Regions from separate parts of the Homo sapiens genome. Here region 1 is linked to region 2. A link is a loop called in an ENCODE intact Hi-C map of the cell type or tissue named here. Cell type or tissue: mammary epithelial cell. All regions are shown on one strand. Each heading gives the region's core, and the rest is flanking DNA. Links, peaks and the distances in the headings are about the cores only.

Region 1 (8,341 bases), core at 137-8,136, 340 kb before region 2:
GTGGATAGAATATGCTGTTTCTTCTTTCTGCTTCTACGTAAGTATAGACAATCAGAGAAGACTGGAATGCCAGAGAAGGAGGAAGACAACCATGATGTCTTATATTTTCACACAGTTATTTAATGTATCCTGCTAATCCTATGAGTTAATGCAGTGGTTCTCAACTGGGGACAATTCTGCCCTTCAGAGGACACCTGGCTATGTCTGGGAACACTTTTGGTTGTCACAGCTGGAAGGTACTACTGGCATTTAGTGGGTAGAGGCTAGGTATGCTGCTAACATCCTACAATACAGAGGACAGCCCTCTGCTGCCACTCCAACAAAGAACTAACCAGGCCAAAATGTCAATAGTACTGCTATTGAGAAACCCTGAATACTTATTAATTAAAATAAGTATTATTAATCAAGTTGAAAAAACTGACAAACAAGTGAGGTGGATTGCCCAAGATAGAACAACTATTTAAGTGGGAGATACAGGCCTAAGCCCCGGTTCCCTGACTCCCAGACCTGTGCTCTTTCTCCTGCATTGTGTGTACATCTGCACAGCCAGACACTGTGGCAGAACTCAGAAGAAACAGAACCAACAAAGAATGCTGTCATTACTAAGCTTGGCCGATGTCACAAGGCTGCGGGCCCAGGAGGTAGAATAACTTGGTGTATCTGCATCTCCCCAGGTGCTTTTTTTTTTTTTTTTTTTTTTTGATACAAGAGTCTTGTTCAACATGTTGCCCAGGCTAGAGTGCAGTGGTGCAATCTTGGCTCACTGCAACCTCCACTTCCCAGGTTTAAGCAATTCTCCTGCCTCAGCCTCCTGAGTAGCTGGGACTACAGATGCGTGCCACCACACCCGGCTAATTTTTGTATTTTTAGTAGAGATGGGGTTTCGCCATGTTGGCCAGGCTGGTCTGGAACTCCTGACCCCAAGTGATCTGCCCGCCTCAGCCTCCCAAAGCACTGGGATTACAGGAGTGAGCCACAAGAGTGAGCCACAGTGCCCAGCCCCCTAGGTGCTTTTTAATAGTGTCTCCAAATTATGTAAGACAGTGAGAGGCAATGTCAGAAGCCCAGCAGGCAGCTAAGGCCCATCCCAGTACACCAGGCAAAACTGCTCCAGAGTTAAAGCAACTCCACTGTTCCACGTTACAGAGGGGGTTAAAGGAGAGCAAACTACCTCACAGTAGTGGGCAGCTGAACCCTCCAACAGACAGTGACTTTACTGAGACCAAGCAACAGCAACGTTAGTTTTCCTGGTACGTGTGTCTGTGAGAAGACCTATCTTAGGGGGCTCTGCTGGGTAGAACTGGGCTGCATGAAGAATAAAATTTGACTGATTTGGGCTCAATATGAAGAAGACTGGGGAGAACTATCTAAAAGGGCACAAAGTTCCATGTCATTGGGGTTCAGGACACTGAGTGTCCCTTAGAAGAAAATAGTAAACATATTTTTACTATGTTTTATGAAAAAAAGTAAGGTTACGTGGCTATGCACTAGTTGGAGGTCCTGAACTGAAGACCCCAGCGGCAGGGCTGTCTAGGGGTGGGAGATGGAACCTGAAAAAATCCTGCCCTCACATGGCAGAAAATAGTCAGCTGGGGGCAGAAGACCCAGGTCTTAAATTGCAGTGACAGTGGTGTACATGCATTGCTCTCCCTCTGATGAAAGCTGTTGACTTCAGTTGAGAGAGACTTCTGCTGCAATCTGAGGCTGAATGTCAGGAAGGCCATATAAAAGGCAAGGCCTAAGCACAATTTTCTCCAATTTTAAAAACTTGTCAGCAGATACCTCTACAGTAAGAGCAACAGGCTATGAAGACTGGAAACATATTAGCTGTCATCATAAAATAAAGTAAATATGACATGTTTAGTGATGTCCTATCATTACTATTGTGTAACACCAGAATTAAGCAGTTCACATAATAGCTGAAAGGATATGTTTTGGTTTTTCTGTCCTCTCTTTGCTACCCAGAAGAGTGGTTCCAAATCTCCCCTCTCCCCTAACCCTCGCGGTGTGAAGAACATGACACACTGGACTTGACTAGCAAAATCTAGCTTGCGATTTAACGGTGTGATCCTGGGAAAGTCATGTAATTTTTATTTTGCAGTTTCCTTATCTGCAAAATGGGGATAATATTACTGCTTACCTTTATTGGGTAATTGTTGAGGATTAAGTGAGATGTTTGTGAAGTGCAAAAAAACCCAGGTGTGTGCAAAGTAAGTGGCTTGTGAATGTCAACCATTATGACAAAGGGCTTTACCATATGCCATCTCCCTTCTTGTACAGCAGTGGGAGATTCCCTCCATCCTCCCAATGAATGAATCTCCACCTAAGTATTGCTCTCTTTTGCCAAATCATTCCACCTAATTAGACAAAAATTTTCATGTTAGGATGAAGTCACCAAGTTCAAAAGCCACTTGCTTCTAGTTGTTTTCTGTGAGGAAACCACTACAAAGATAATACTACATCAGCTAAGTGTACCAGAAAGGCCAACTTTGTTATTTTATGCCCCATATTGTTAGATAAACAGTGACTTGAGTTACAGTACCAGCTTATGAGTGTGACAAAACTGCTTCATAGTATCTGCTGGTTTCTCAAGATGAACCATGATTAAAATGATAAGGGCAGTTTGTAGGGGTGTAACTGCCATATTTATGCCCTCTGGGATATGAGAACAATCTCTGGGGCTGATCTAAGGTTATCAGCAGCACTGAGACTTTGTTGAGGAATTGGAGCTTTCAACAACGAGGAAAGGTATGAGTTGTTCATTAAACTGGTAGGATCTTGGCAGGGCAAGGAGATTGCTGACTCTGAGAATAGCAGAGTGGCCCTGCTTTTCTCTTTGAGCACATTATTTCTGCTAGAGGTTAGACCCCAGTGTTTTTCTACTGGCTTCCTGGAGGAAGAATAAGGGCTGAGCTGTGCACAGCTGCATATCCTGACCTAGCAGCTTCATGGTAGTACCGGAAACTCCTCACAAGGTCCACTCTGGTCTTCCTCAAGAGCTGGTTATGGGAATTCTCAGGAGAAGAGAGGATACCTGTTATTGTGTAACTTTAGGTTTAGAGTTACATTTTCCTAAAGACAGATGTATGTTAGAGGTAGAATTTCTTAGACAAAACCAAACCTGCAATTTGCATATTCTGCCAGCAGGTGACAGCGATATGAAACAAAACACAAGATGTCTTTGCTTCATGTGGGGATCTTTCTGCAAATCCCACAAATGTGTAACTGTTAATTTCAATGATTTATTAAAATATTTGCAACTTTTAAATAATATTAATCTGTAAAGTTGAGCAATCTTAAAAAAAAAAAAGAACCGTAAATATAATGTGAAATAGTGAATCTGATTTTTGGTGGTTAGAAATGTATTCCAGTGCTAATCTTATGCCTAATTAATTAGAGCAGGTCTTTGCACACCTGTGGGCTTCAGGCTACGGCCTTTCTCAGGCCGTCTGCTTCAATTGCACTGGCTTCTCCTTCTCTGATGGCCACTCGCGAGGTGCTTACCATTATAATTGCCGTGTTTTGGAACTCCCATCTCCTTTCTCTAAACATTATTATTTATTGAGCCCTTACTTTATACGAGGAACTAAGTGAGATAACTTCATGCCACTTGTCTCATTTCATCCTCATCACCCCAAAGGTTACATGTACTTACCTCCATTTTACCAACGGGAGACTGAGAGTCAGTGAGTGACTGAGCCCAGACCTGCCTAACTCCCACCGTATGTTCTCCCCACTACCTCCCTCCTCAGGTTCAGAGAAAAGAAAGTTTGGGGGGTTTCCCCATGCTGTCAGGGGTTTTTCTGCACTGTCCCTACAACATTCAGTTTCTCCTGTCAGAAGGGAGAAATGCTCTACTTTATCCTTTTTGGAAAATAAGGCAAAGCAGTCCCCCATCCCACCCCCGACCCCACTATTCTTTTATTCTAGGGACTCCCTGAATGAGTGTGCATATAATATTTATTTACTGATCCACAGTATTTTGCTGCCAATGGGGCCTTGGAAGGCATTTAATCCAACTCCCTTTCTTTGCAGAAAAATGAAGCAGAAGTGCAGTGTTGCCCCTAGTCAAGCAACTAGCTAGTGGCAGAGGCAGGACTGCAGCTCAGGTTTCCCATCTTATGGTTGGGCTGAGTACCCCCTAGCTTTTCCAAATCATTTGAGAGAGTTCTGAAGAAGTGGCCATTTGAAAGACACCAGAACATTAAAGTAGTAATAATAATAATAATAATAATAATAAGTATAAGGTTAAACTGACCTAAAAAGACTGGAGCATAAATAGGTAAAAAGGTTAAACTGGCTTAAAAATTTTGACTGGAGCATATGAATTTAATAATACCTCAGTAGGTCAGACCAGCATTCATCCACCTAACATTCTGTTCCTGATTGTGGTGTCACAAGGCTCACCGGAGAATATGGGGGATCCATTCGTAACGATAACTTAAAACGATTAGAAAATGCTCTCTAATGTCCCTTTAATAACTCAATTTATATCTGTCATCCATGATGCTCTCTAAAGGTTCGTGTCTAGAATCTATTGATAATTTCAACACATACTGTTTCTAGGAGTAATGATTTTCACACATTTACTACCTACAGCGTAAAGTACTGCTTCCTTTTATTTGTCCTAAAACTATCAAGCTCTTTGGCTCTGCTCAGCAGGGCAGGATGAGAAGCCTTTAACATCTTTCACCTGAAGAATTATTTTTAAAGAAGCTAATTAAATGTACAATGAAAACAGGTATGTTACTATGCAAACACATTAATTAGGTCAATTGTGAGGTCCCTACACGTTCCCTGAAAAAGTTCAGTCCACCTACAGAGGTTAATTTTCCCCAGATGACTTCCAGCTAGAACTACTTCCATAGGAATTTTCTCTAAACAGCTGTATCAACACGGCTTATAACTGCCTCAGAAGAAAAAGTGAAAAAAAGCAAGACCAGTGGGCAGGAATGTATAAACTATAAAGTATAACAGCAATGACATCTTGAAAGCACATTCTTTTGTTTTCAAAGTCCAAAACTCTGAGAACAATTCCTCTTTGGACAAAGGGTACATTGGTAATGGTTAACCAACTCCAGCATCTAAAGCTAAAGCTGGGAGATGGCATAGCAGGAAGCATCATCCTGATGATGATTCACATCGCACTACCTGAATCCTTCCACATCAGGATTTACAATGAAAGCGTGTATCATGTATTGCTCCTTGTCTGTTTCACTAGCAATAAGTAACAAGATTCCATTGCTCTTCTACTCAGTCCAGTAGCATGAGACATGTTGGGTGAAGACATTCTCCTTAAAGATTCAAAGAAAGGACATAGATAGATAGCACTCTGAGTATTCTTTTGCAGGTGGGGAAAAGGAGAAAGAACCAAACTAGAGAGAATTCCAAATGGAGCTGTTTCCACCATGGTCTCAGGGTTCTGGACTACCTGCCCCAAACAACACAGGAGCAGCCATAGCACTTTTAACTCAACACCATGACTTTGTCAACTACGGAAGGGAGGTCTATGCCGAAAGAATTTTTCTTCCTCTGAATAGTCACATTCTGTGTGTGTTCTGCAAAGATGGTGCAAAAGTTAACAATCCAAGGTATTTTAGAATCAGTACAGACCAGACTTATTTTCCAGAAGTTGGTTTTTGACATATTAACAAGAGATCTAGTCTCCTAAGACCTAGAATATCCCCAGGGGTTCCTGCATTCTCAACATGAAGCAGAAGGAACATTGCAAGCCTCAATGCTAACTTTTTTCAAACAGTTCTTTTAAAGGGGACTTGTCACTCATGAGTATTCTAGGTGGGCTAAGTACAGTGTCTTAAACAAACCTGCCAGTAATTTGCTTGTCTGTGGGACCAGCTGGGAACTAGCAAAGGACACTGAGGATGTAACAGAACAAGACTGTATGAATTCTGATGCATGGAGGGTGTCAGAGATTTAATAAGAGTTCAATCTTTTAGCCATGCCTGAATTCACAGCATGGCTTTTTCCAAGAAGTGCCAAGTGCTTTAAAGATGACACACTAATCTTCACAGAGCCTGGGTGATGGAAAGCCTGAGCCTGCAGGGACAGGGTGTGAGGGTTGGGGAAGCTGACTTCTAGCTGTGTGCTGGCCCCCATGAGCGGATCAGTGACGTAGGTAACAGAGCAGCCATCTCCAGATGCCTTATCTCTCTGCCCTCACAGCTGCTGCTGTCTCTGCCAACTCTCATTCCAGTGTTATTATGAACCAGGACCCCTTCCTCTTCCCCTCTTTACAACAGCATAACTTTACCGATAAGTAATGGCAAAAAAATAAAGGCACCAAAGAGCAGATGAACAAGTAAATGGAAACAGGATGATCTACCAAAAAGAAAAAGCAATGAACTCCTGGAAGGCAACGTTATGAGATGAAAAAATCCACCTCTACCTGAGGCTCCAGGCTACCTTGCCCCTAACTGGGCCGGTGACTCTGATTTAGAGCAGTTGCAGCAACACAGCTTGCCTGGATGGTCAATAGTCTAGGCTCCTGCTCAGTTCCTGAGAGGGAAGAGGGTCTAGAAGATGCCTGATGGGGAGCTCAAGTTGCTGTGTGTTAGCATAATGCCTGGCACACAGTTGTCAAGCACTGACGTCTGCTAACTGAATGCACTCGTATGGCTCATAACTATCATGTGAGGTAGGTGTTATTACATTCTGTGAGGATACTAAGCTCCTAATGGAAAGAGAAGGGGCCTGAACCTAGATCTTATTTTAGTCCTTTACTTTTCCTACAGATCTATAGAAAAGGAGTGTTCCAGGATGACGTGATGTAGAGAGCATGAGGTTGGAAGGGAGGAGACCAGTTTTCTATGCCCAGAATGCTAGACTGGAAAAAAACTTGGAGAGCTAGTTGAGGAATGGCAAGCAATTTCCTTTTATGTGCTAACCCTGATTTTCAGCAGTGGTTGCTGGCTCCCAGGAGCCCTGTACTGAGGACTCTGGGCTGCATCTGGCTCAGCAGGACAGTGAGCTATGATCAATTAGCCATGTCTGCCACAGGCATGCAAAGGACTGAAAGGACTAAAGATGTCCACCATCCGCCATATTTTCTTTTTCTAGTCCAACCTATTTATTTTATAGATAATAAAATTAAGCATCAGAAAACAGATGTATTCTAAGTTACATAGCAGGACAGTAGCTGATATGTGAACCCAGGATTCTTGACTGTAAGTCCAGTACTTTTTTTTTTTTTAACTATGTTGGCTATCCTTGTCCTAATACTAGTTATACTATAGCTCCACAAGTATGGATAAATGTGCTCCCTGTGACTGAGTTTCCTCACCTGCAGATCAGAGGAAATAATTCCTATTTTATCTATCTCACAGAAATACTGACAATCAAATAAAATATTAGAATTCCAGAACTTTGAGTTCTGAGGCCATGTTCTTGCTGTTGTACTATGATGTTATTAGTAAATAGATGTGGAAACACTGAAAAGCATAAGCAGCACTACAAAATGCAGAATAGTACTATGGGAAGTAAGGAGTCTGGGCTCTATCTAGACTCTGCTTCAATTGCTCCATACCTGCAGGCTTCCTGTCTACATCCCCACATGCAGGAATGCAGGAGGGAACCAAGGTTAACAGCAGAAACAGACCCTGGTCCCCCTGTAGGCAGCTGGTCTCAGGCATGTCTCAGAACAGAGCAGGTGGCTGGAGGCAAAAAATACTGGCAGGGCAGGGCTTCTGCCCTCTTAGATCTCTCTAGCCCTCCTTCCTGCTCTCACAGTGGGCATCCCACTAGTCAATGAGTATGAACTTGTGTTTGGAACCTGGGACACTGCACCTAGACTCTCACCTTTACAGAAAGAGGATGACGGCAGTAGGACCTAGAGGGGACGGAGGCTGGGTTTCTGGGACTTCAGTTGGTGGTTTCCTCATGTCTGTCTCCTACTTCTGCCCCTCCTCACTCCCCTCATCAAAGGCTTCATCCCCAACTCTCCTGTTCTCTGTCTCCTCCTTCTCTTCCTCATGACTCACTCTCTCTGGTCCTTCAAGGAAGTTGCCCACCCCCTGTGTTTCTCTTTCTTCATCCTCAATATCACAGGGATCTCAAGAAAAAGCAACCCCTCCACCCAGACCCCCACCACAATGCATGTTTCTAAAGTACTATTTTTTAGGTGCCTTTTCATAAGAACAGCCCACTGCATCTACCTTATCTCTCTTTTTAGAGTGACAGTTACCATTGAGAGGAGGTCATGATTTGGCTTAGTGGTGTTAGAATAAAGAGATCACACATCTTCGCTAGCCTTAGATTCATGGGATTGCTGGGCTAAAAAAACCTAACAAGGTCATTTAGTCTAAGCAGCCACTGGAAGCAGATT
Region 2 (8,341 bases), core at 67-8,066:
CCCCCATGATTCAATTACCTCCCACCAAGTCCCTTCCACGACATGTGGGAATTCATGATGAGATTTTGGTGGGGACACAGCCAAACCATATCAGGAGCTCACCACCAGTACTCAGCTGAGACAAGAGCTGGGAAAAAAATGCACTGGCCAGAGCACAGCTGCTTAGGACACTAGGGGATCTGTACAGGAATTCCCCAGAAGGAAGCATGGGTGGGTGGGCACCTTGAAATATGGCAGCAGGTTACAGGAAGTGCTTCTAGTTAGATGCCAAGCTATTCTGTGCTTTGCCTCTGAACTTGCTCATATTGCCTCTATTTTTGAAATTGTACATAGATAAATCCCCAAAGGAATCATATTTGTTCAATGCTTAGCTGTCTTCCTAGCATTTTACTAAGCTTTTTACTTTCAATGTGGTCCTTACAAAAAGTAGATAGAGCCAGTATTACTGCAACCCCATTTTCCTGACAGCTCACTGAAGAACAGTCACTTGTTCAGAGAATGCAAGTCCCAAATAGTGAAGCTAGGCCAAGTACATGGGCAGACAGAAGAAGGAAAGCCCAGCATCTACCAATCTTTGACCATCAACACTTAGAAGTAAATGACCTGCTTCAGTGACTTCTCATACTCCATCACTTTCCAAATAACATGTAAAACCCATAGCTCCTGCAGCATTTGAGGATATATGCCAAGCACTTTTAAAAACAGTTTTATTTTGAATTGATAAACAATTATTCTATACATATTTGGGTCACAATATGATGTTTCAATACACTCATAAATTGTGGAATGATCAAATCAGGCGAATAAGTGTGTCTATCACCTCAAATATTTATCATTTCTTTGTGGTGAGAACATTTAAAATCATATTCTTTAGTTATTTTGAAATATATAATACATTGACCTTGTGAAATACATCTGTTTCTGGGTAAGCTTTAAAGTTTTTTATAATTATTATTATTTTGACCTTTGAGCGCAAAGCTGATGAGGGCAATTGTCACCTTTCTCCAGAAATGGGCACATAAATACAATATTTTTCATGAAATTTCAGAAGATTAAATCTCCTGGTTTAGAAATACTGCTCACTGATTTAGAGGCAATAGTGTGTTTATTTGCAAAAGCTTATTCCCTATATAGCGGTCTTTTGTGAATATGTGTGTATATCAACAATACAACTTTCTCACTTGGCATTTTCTTTGCAGAAAGGCAGAGTATTGTTAAAATTCCCTTTTCGGAGCCATCTCTTTCTGGATTAAATGAGTTAGTGCAGATAGAATACTTAGATTGGTGGCTTTCCTAAGGTAAACACTAACCATTAACAGTCATTATCCTCATTTCTCTACACTCATGGAACCTTAAATTTGGAAAGGCTATGCCATATCTCTCTAGAAATTCATTTTTTCTGATAGATGGATATCTAGTCCCTGCTTGATTACTTCCCACAACAGGTTGCTTACAACCTCACAGGAAAATCTAATTTAGTGTTAGACAGCATTTGATGACTCTGTGGCATAATCCCCAAAACAACAACTGTTGAACATGTATGTGTCCGTACATTTATCCATCTCTCATGTGTCAGTTTATCCCTATGTTCTTCTATTTGAAAGACTTAAAATCAAGGGTGTATTGGCATATATATCTGCTTCGTAAGCTATATTACCAAGGGAAAAAAGGTCAAGCATCAGCTATAAAGAAAAAAAATAACTTATTTATTACACATCACTCAATTTTCACAAAAATTGTGAAAGAACTTTAAATGAGATGGTAAATCTCACCAAAGATTTTTACACATAGGAAGATCTAAAAAAAAATGATTACTCAGAATTCACTTTTCTTGAAATCTGTGAAGTAAACAGCATGATCTCTGTTGGTTCCAATCCAGTCCTCTGGTTTCAGAAGGAGGTAGAAGGAGCTGGCATGTGACACCCATATTTGTCCTTTGGTTCTCAGATAAAGATGTGCAGTATGAGGAAGCATCCTGGTTTCTCTTGCACTGGCCAATGGAACATTGTGGTGAGGCTGAGGGGAAGCAAAGGTCATCTGTCTCTGGCACAGTTATGGGCTGCAGTGGTCATCAGACTGACCCTCATTTACCTAGGTATGTAACTTTCCTATCTTGGGGAATCCTAATGGTGGAGGGATGATTTATGCAAAGCAAAGGAAATGCCTCTCCTTTATAACAGTCTGTGGTTAAGTAAAACAAATTTAAAATTATCTTGACAATGTCAAACAATAAGTCACTAACCCAAATAAATAACCCCTTTTAGAAGAAAACCTGACTTCTGTAGAGATTTCAGTTTTATAAAGGAAAAAGCCTGTTAGAATCAGAATGTCCAAGCCCAAACCAAAAATAGCACTTACTTTTCAACAAAGGTATCTATCTGTTTTACCCCCCTCTAAGTGTTGTCAGACTACACTTAAAGGATTATGTTCTGTTCTCATTTTAAATTTATTTTTAAAAATTTATTTATTTATTTTTTATTGTACTCTTTGAAGTGTTTCACTTTGAAGGAATGGTGACAAAAGGGAACTTCATTAAAGGAGAACAATAAGAATATTAAAGAGATAAATGCAGCTTGGTGAACATTTAAAAACCACTAAAGTTATTTAACCTGAGAGGGACATTCACTGGGGGAGGAGGACACTCACGGAGGGAGGAAGAGGAGCAGGATAGCTGTGTTTGACCACAACTCACCATCATATAAAAGATGGAGTCAACACGATGTGTGTTCTTGTTGAGCAAAACAAGTAGTGGATAGAGGCTCCAGGAAGGTCGACTTGGATCTAAATAAGAAGGGATTTCCAACAAGAAGTAATGATCTAAAATGAAACGGTCTGCCTTGTGAAGTAGTAGATTTCCTAATTAAGGAAATATTTAAGCAGAAACTAATGATCATTAATGAGGAGTTTATAGATCAATGGTTCTCAAACTTTAGTATGGCAAGAATCACCCAAAGTCCTTGTTAAATCAGATTATTAGTTCCAACTCCCCAAAATTCCAATTCAACATGTGTGGAGTGGGTCCTCTGAATTGAATTTGCCTTTGCCTAAGTTCTCTGGTGCTGCTGCTGCTGCTACTGCCGGTCTGTGGGTTAATTTTGCATAGCAAGTCTCTGCTAATATATGATGTAAAATTGGACCAGATGGACTCATTTTCCAATTTTGAGAGTCCATGATGATAATGATAGAAAAAACATAGTATGCTGTATGGATTTGGGTATTACCAAAATGAACTTGCTCTGTGAAAATGTATATAAAATAACTTCATGTGTTTACTATGGTAAATAAGATTTCTGTTAGTATCAGTTAATGTTGGTGTAACATAGAGCAGTGGTCTCCAATCTTTTTGGCACCAGGGAAGAGTTTTGTGGAAGACAATTTTTCCACAGAGTGGGGTGGGGTGGGGATGATTTGGGGAAGATTCAAATGCATTACACTTATTGTGCACTCTATTTCTATTATTATTACATTGTAATATATAATGAAATGATTATCCAATTCACCATCATGTAGAATCAGTGGGAGCCCTGAGCTTGTTTTCCTGAAACTAGATGGTCCCATCTCAAGGGATAGGAGACAGTAACAGATCATTAGATATTAGATTCTCATAAGGAGCATGCAACCTAGATCCTTCACATGTGCAGTCCACAATAGCGTTTGCACTCCTGTGAGAATCCAATGCCACCACTGATCTGACAGGAGGCAAAACTCAGGCAGTAATGCAAGCAATGGGCAGTGGCTGCAAATACAGATGAAGCTTTGCTTGCTAGTCCACCGCTCACCTCCTGCTGTGCAGCCCAGTTCCTAACAGGCCACAGACCAGTACCAGTCCATGGCCCACGGATTATGGATCTCTGACACAGAAGGACCAGTAGTAAAAGAAGTTGAACATGGTACTATATATAAATTCTAGTTATAAAATGGGTTTACTGTTAGACTGCACAAATGCAATGCAAAAGCTAAAGTAACCTTTGCATTTCTTGAATCTAAACAATTATTTTCCATTTATTTTCCTTAAATAGAGATTGAGAAATTCAAAGGCAAATATTTCCACAGTGAGAAATATAAAATTTAGAGGGATTTATGGGAAACAGAATCCTCATGACTGGCATTGGAAATTCTGGCTCTGATCTGGCTGTGGTGCTCAGCCACACTGCAAAGCAAGCCTATTTTCTTACAGCTGCATCTTGTTGTTGTGGTAATCCTCCACCTGCATGGAGAGGCACAAAGTATAGGATAACCAAGATTCAGGGGTTATTTTTATGGCTTCCCACTGAAAACACCTTATCTACACACAAGAGACAACAAAGGATTAAGTGTGTTGGCTGGGCCAAATGGATTCCCAGTAATCAGATCAGAAATATTCAGGTCGTTTGCTCTCTGCCAAGATCTCTACTAGTTAACACAGATATATTGTAGATGATTACATGGTTATTAAAAAAAATTACATTATAGGACTCCAGGCATTTGTGATCCCATTTATGGTTAAAAAAAAAAAAACCTATATATCTATGGTTATATGTGCATATGCAATTTCAAAAAAGATTCAAGTAACCGTTAACAGTGGCTTCCTCTGGGCATAAAGAATGGATATGCATGTGTGTGGCGGGGGGGTGAGGGGGTTATATATATTTTGTTAACAGATCGAGAGTGAGATTACAATACTTAACTAGTGAAACAAAATATTCAGCAACTTTGATAATTAATTCAGACCATCACTCTGCTACTCCTAATGACAAGGTTTAGAAATATAGCTACAACTGGCAAAGAAGATTTGGGGAGATTTAGAGTGATCTAGATAGGCGGTTTAAATACTGCAAATTTTCCAAACTGTTATTTGACAATGCACTGACTTTGAAGTCTCTGAACAATCTGTGAACAGTAGTTGTGTTCATTTAATGTGGTTAACAAGGGGTAGATAGATCAGCTGTTGGCTATGTGCTAAACAATTTCACAATAATTAATTTGTACCAGGGGAGCTAAGACACCAAGGTAATTTACCTAAACCAAGGGTCAGTTTTGTCAATGTGCAAGTCCGCCCTCTGCTGGCCATTCTGGGAAAATCACAGCTATTTTATAGCAACTGTAGTTATCTCTGATGGTCCAGATCATTCTTTCAAGAGTACTTATTATTCACCTACTGTGTGCCAGGTACATTATCATACATGATACAAGTGTCTGTTGTATGATTCTCTTTACTTTTTTGCATGTGTAAAATATTTTATCACTAAAAATATCCAATGTAAAGAGCAAAAAAAGTCTGAAAAATACGACAAATAAAACAATATTATTTTAAAGAAATTCTGATAGTAGTTCTTTGAGCCAATTAAATGAGGTTAAATTCCTGTAATCAATAAAATATTATAGCATCTTAAAGCTTGGCATTGCTGAAGAAATTATTTAGTTCAACCCCCATATTTTACAGCCAAGAAAACTGAGGGTCCAAGACATTAATAGTTAGTGTAAAGGAAGGCAGGAAATTACTTAAAAGGCTCGTACTAAAATCGACATCTCCTTCCTAGAAGATTTGCTTACATTTCAACCTAAGAATAAAAGAAATAATCAACTTTTTTTTTCTTTTTACAGATGTAAGCAATGATCACTGACTTGACAAAGGAAATGCATAGGGATTAATTTAAATGGTTTGTGTAGAGATATTTATTTAGGGTTCATTCACACAGAAGCAAATTGCTTAAGCATGAAATTGGATGAGGATACTAGAGAGTGAATTGAGAAGTAAAAGTGAGGGAAGCTGATCCCAGCCCTTTGCAAATTTAAGATTTAGGATCCCCAGCTTGGAAATGGTTATGCTAATTAAGGACTGAAGACTGGCAGAGTTTAGAAGATCAAGAAGGTGAGAGAGCCCAGGAGCACCAGGCACTGCTGGGGTTTAGATAGGTAAAGGACAAAGTACTTGATCTTGTGAAGCCTATAGATTAGCAGGAAAAGTACATAGTCACACCACCAAAGATTGTAAAGTGTTAGTTTTCCAAGTCTTTTTTTTTTGAGACGGAGTCTCTCTGTTGCCCAGGCTGGAGTGCAGTGGCGTGATCTCAGCTCCGCTCACTGCAAGCTCCGCCTCCCGGGTTCACGCCATTCTCCTGCCTCAGCCTCCCGAGTAGCTGGGACTACAGGCACCCGCCACCACTCAGTATTTATTGGCCCTTACTTTACAGATAATTCTAACCATGGGTTGTCTGGTTTGACAGGCCAGAACCACAAGTGAGAAGGGAAATACTGCTGGCTGCAGATTCAGTGACAAGAGCTATAATAATGAACAACACAGGGAGGAGTCATTAAAACTGCATTATAGCATTTGAGCAGTAATTAAGGTGCTTAATGATCAGAATAAGCAATAAAAAAGGTTAAGTTATGTTCGTTGCACACTGTTTAAGAAATGAGACAAGAGCTTAATCAATTTTAGAAATATTTTAATCAAAACAAAGTGAAAAAGTAAAGAAATTGTAAAAGAAGTATTTTCTTAACTGTATAAATGTAAGTTTCCTCAACATCCTGATAATATGACAGTGCCAGACAAATGAGACTTTGCTATATGCTATATGATTGTGTGCCAATCATCACCACTATGTGAAATTCAGCTAAATATCTCAGAACAAAGAGAACCAGGGGTTGTGATAAATGCTAGATCAGAGCTGAGAATGAGTCCCCAGAGCCAGCTTTTATAGGTGCCTCTGTCTTGTGCTAGTGTAGACAGGCTGTGCTTAAGGCCCTACCGTGGAAAGACAGGTGAAGATGTTTCCAGTGGAAGACCAGAGCTTTGCCTTCCTGGCTTTTTACTTTTCTTAGTATGAGATCAACCTCATATAGGGAGAGTGAAGGAAGAGGAAAGGAGGAGGAAAAGGAGAACCCTGGAGTCCAAATCTTTCCTAGAGACCATTTTTTAATACATCTGTAGAAACAGAAGGGGAAAAAAGAGTATTCAATAACATTTTCCAGAATGAATAAATGGATAAGTAAATGAAGTGAGACAAATACTAATATGAGCCATCTTCCCCAGTTTTGAAGATTTCTCAACTCTCAATGACAGTGAGAGCTTAGCGACAACCTTCCCAAAACATCCATTTCTGTCAGAATAATGATCAAACCCAATGTGAAAGAATTCACGGAAATAGCTGCCACTTTTTAACACCGTAGCACTGTGGAGAATGTTGATGTCATCTTTGCCAAATAACACACCTTCTCATTTCCTTTCTTTGAAGATTCTGTGAATATCACTGATAACCAGATATTCCTATACAATTAGGTATTCCCACTTCATGTGGAAAAAGTGACTTTGGTTGTTGTTGTTAATGCAGCCATCGGGAGCTGTAATGCCAACAAGGAAATTCCAAACTCTCTGGGCCACCTGAGTGTTAAAAGGTAACACAGTTAAAAGGAATGAATTCTTGTGGCTTCCTTTTTGCTACAGCCAGCCACCTTGAACCAAAGGAGCATTAAAATTGAGTCAGTTTAAATGAAAGAATGGGTCAATTACAACCGAAATTACTGTTCACTAACTTTGTTTAAAATAATTTTTTTATCCAGATAAATTTTATTTAGCTTAAAGGCAATAACAGGGACACATCTTCCTTTTTTAAAATTATTTTTGGAGAATTTAGAAAGGCCCGAAAAGCCTAAAAAATTGTTATCAAGGGTGGGAAACTCATTCATAACAATTTTTACAAAACTGAGAGAATCCCCCATCCTGGTACACACTTTCTGGGCTCTCCCACAGCACAAAACCAGGATAGTCCAGAATCAGCCGCCAGCATCAGCATCACTCCAGGGCCCTGGGTTCCATTTAGAACTTGTACTAAAATTATTTTGGGGATGAGATTTCTCCTTCATTCTTTTTCTTTTTATCTATTTTGTGGAACAGACAGTAATTGAGGAGCCAGAGAAGGAAAAACATGCCATTCTCAGCAATTCTCTTTAAAAATATAGGAATAAAAACTCCCATTTATATTGCTAACAGGGAAAGAAAAAAGTCAGGTCTTCATTTTCTTTCTAGAACTCTTCTTTTAGGTCCTTTCAATTAGCTTTGGAGAAGCTCAGAACTCGCACTCCCACGCTTTTACTTTCCTGGAACTATACTCCTTGGCCTTTCCTAAACCTTTCCTTATCCTGTGTTTGCCTTCATAGGACTGAACACAGTCCGGTCCTCCATGGAGAGGATGGCTGACATGGTCCAGAGAATAGAGGCCACAGGGAAAAGTAGGGTCCTTCACCACAGGCAATTACTGAATTTATGGGCTTAGGGGTGTGTGGTCAAATCCATAAGTCAGATTTTAGATAGAACTTCTAATGTCAGGAAGGCAGTTTTCAGGAATGCTAAAAAAAAAAA

Evidence for each region. A loop is a pair of places that touch in the nucleus more often than their neighbours do. Peaks named below come from ENCODE experiments on the same cell type or tissue, not always from the same donor. Only the 100,000 strongest peaks of a DNase experiment are listed, where the experiment ranks them.
Region 1: a loop joins it to region 2, with 14 times the contacts of the local background. A loop is called at or near these places in 9 of 110 quality-filtered maps.

What each region holds. Positions count from the first base shown.
Region 1 is chr1:166,130,304-166,138,644 of GRCh38, forward strand. The region is part of intron 1 of FAM78B (family with sequence similarity 78 member B); the gene reads right to left. Among named protein-coding and RNA genes, the nearest start is that of MIR921, 20 kb to the right of the region's middle. RefSeq lists an enhancer at 7,639-7,808. In mammary epithelial cell, for the core only: a CTCF peak has its summit at 3,141 (motif pointing right); no DNase peak of the experiment used is centred there.
Region 2 is chr1:166,474,189-166,482,529 of GRCh38, forward strand. It overlaps LINC01675 (long intergenic non-protein coding RNA 1675), which reads right to left. Exons shown (of 3, transcript NR_146890.1): 2 at 2,693-2,781; 3 at 1,584-2,016. It also overlaps the pseudogene FMO7P. Among named protein-coding and RNA genes, the nearest start is that of LINC01675, 12 kb to the right of the region's middle. In mammary epithelial cell, for the core only: a CTCF peak has its summit at 5,048 (motif pointing left); no DNase peak of the experiment used is centred there.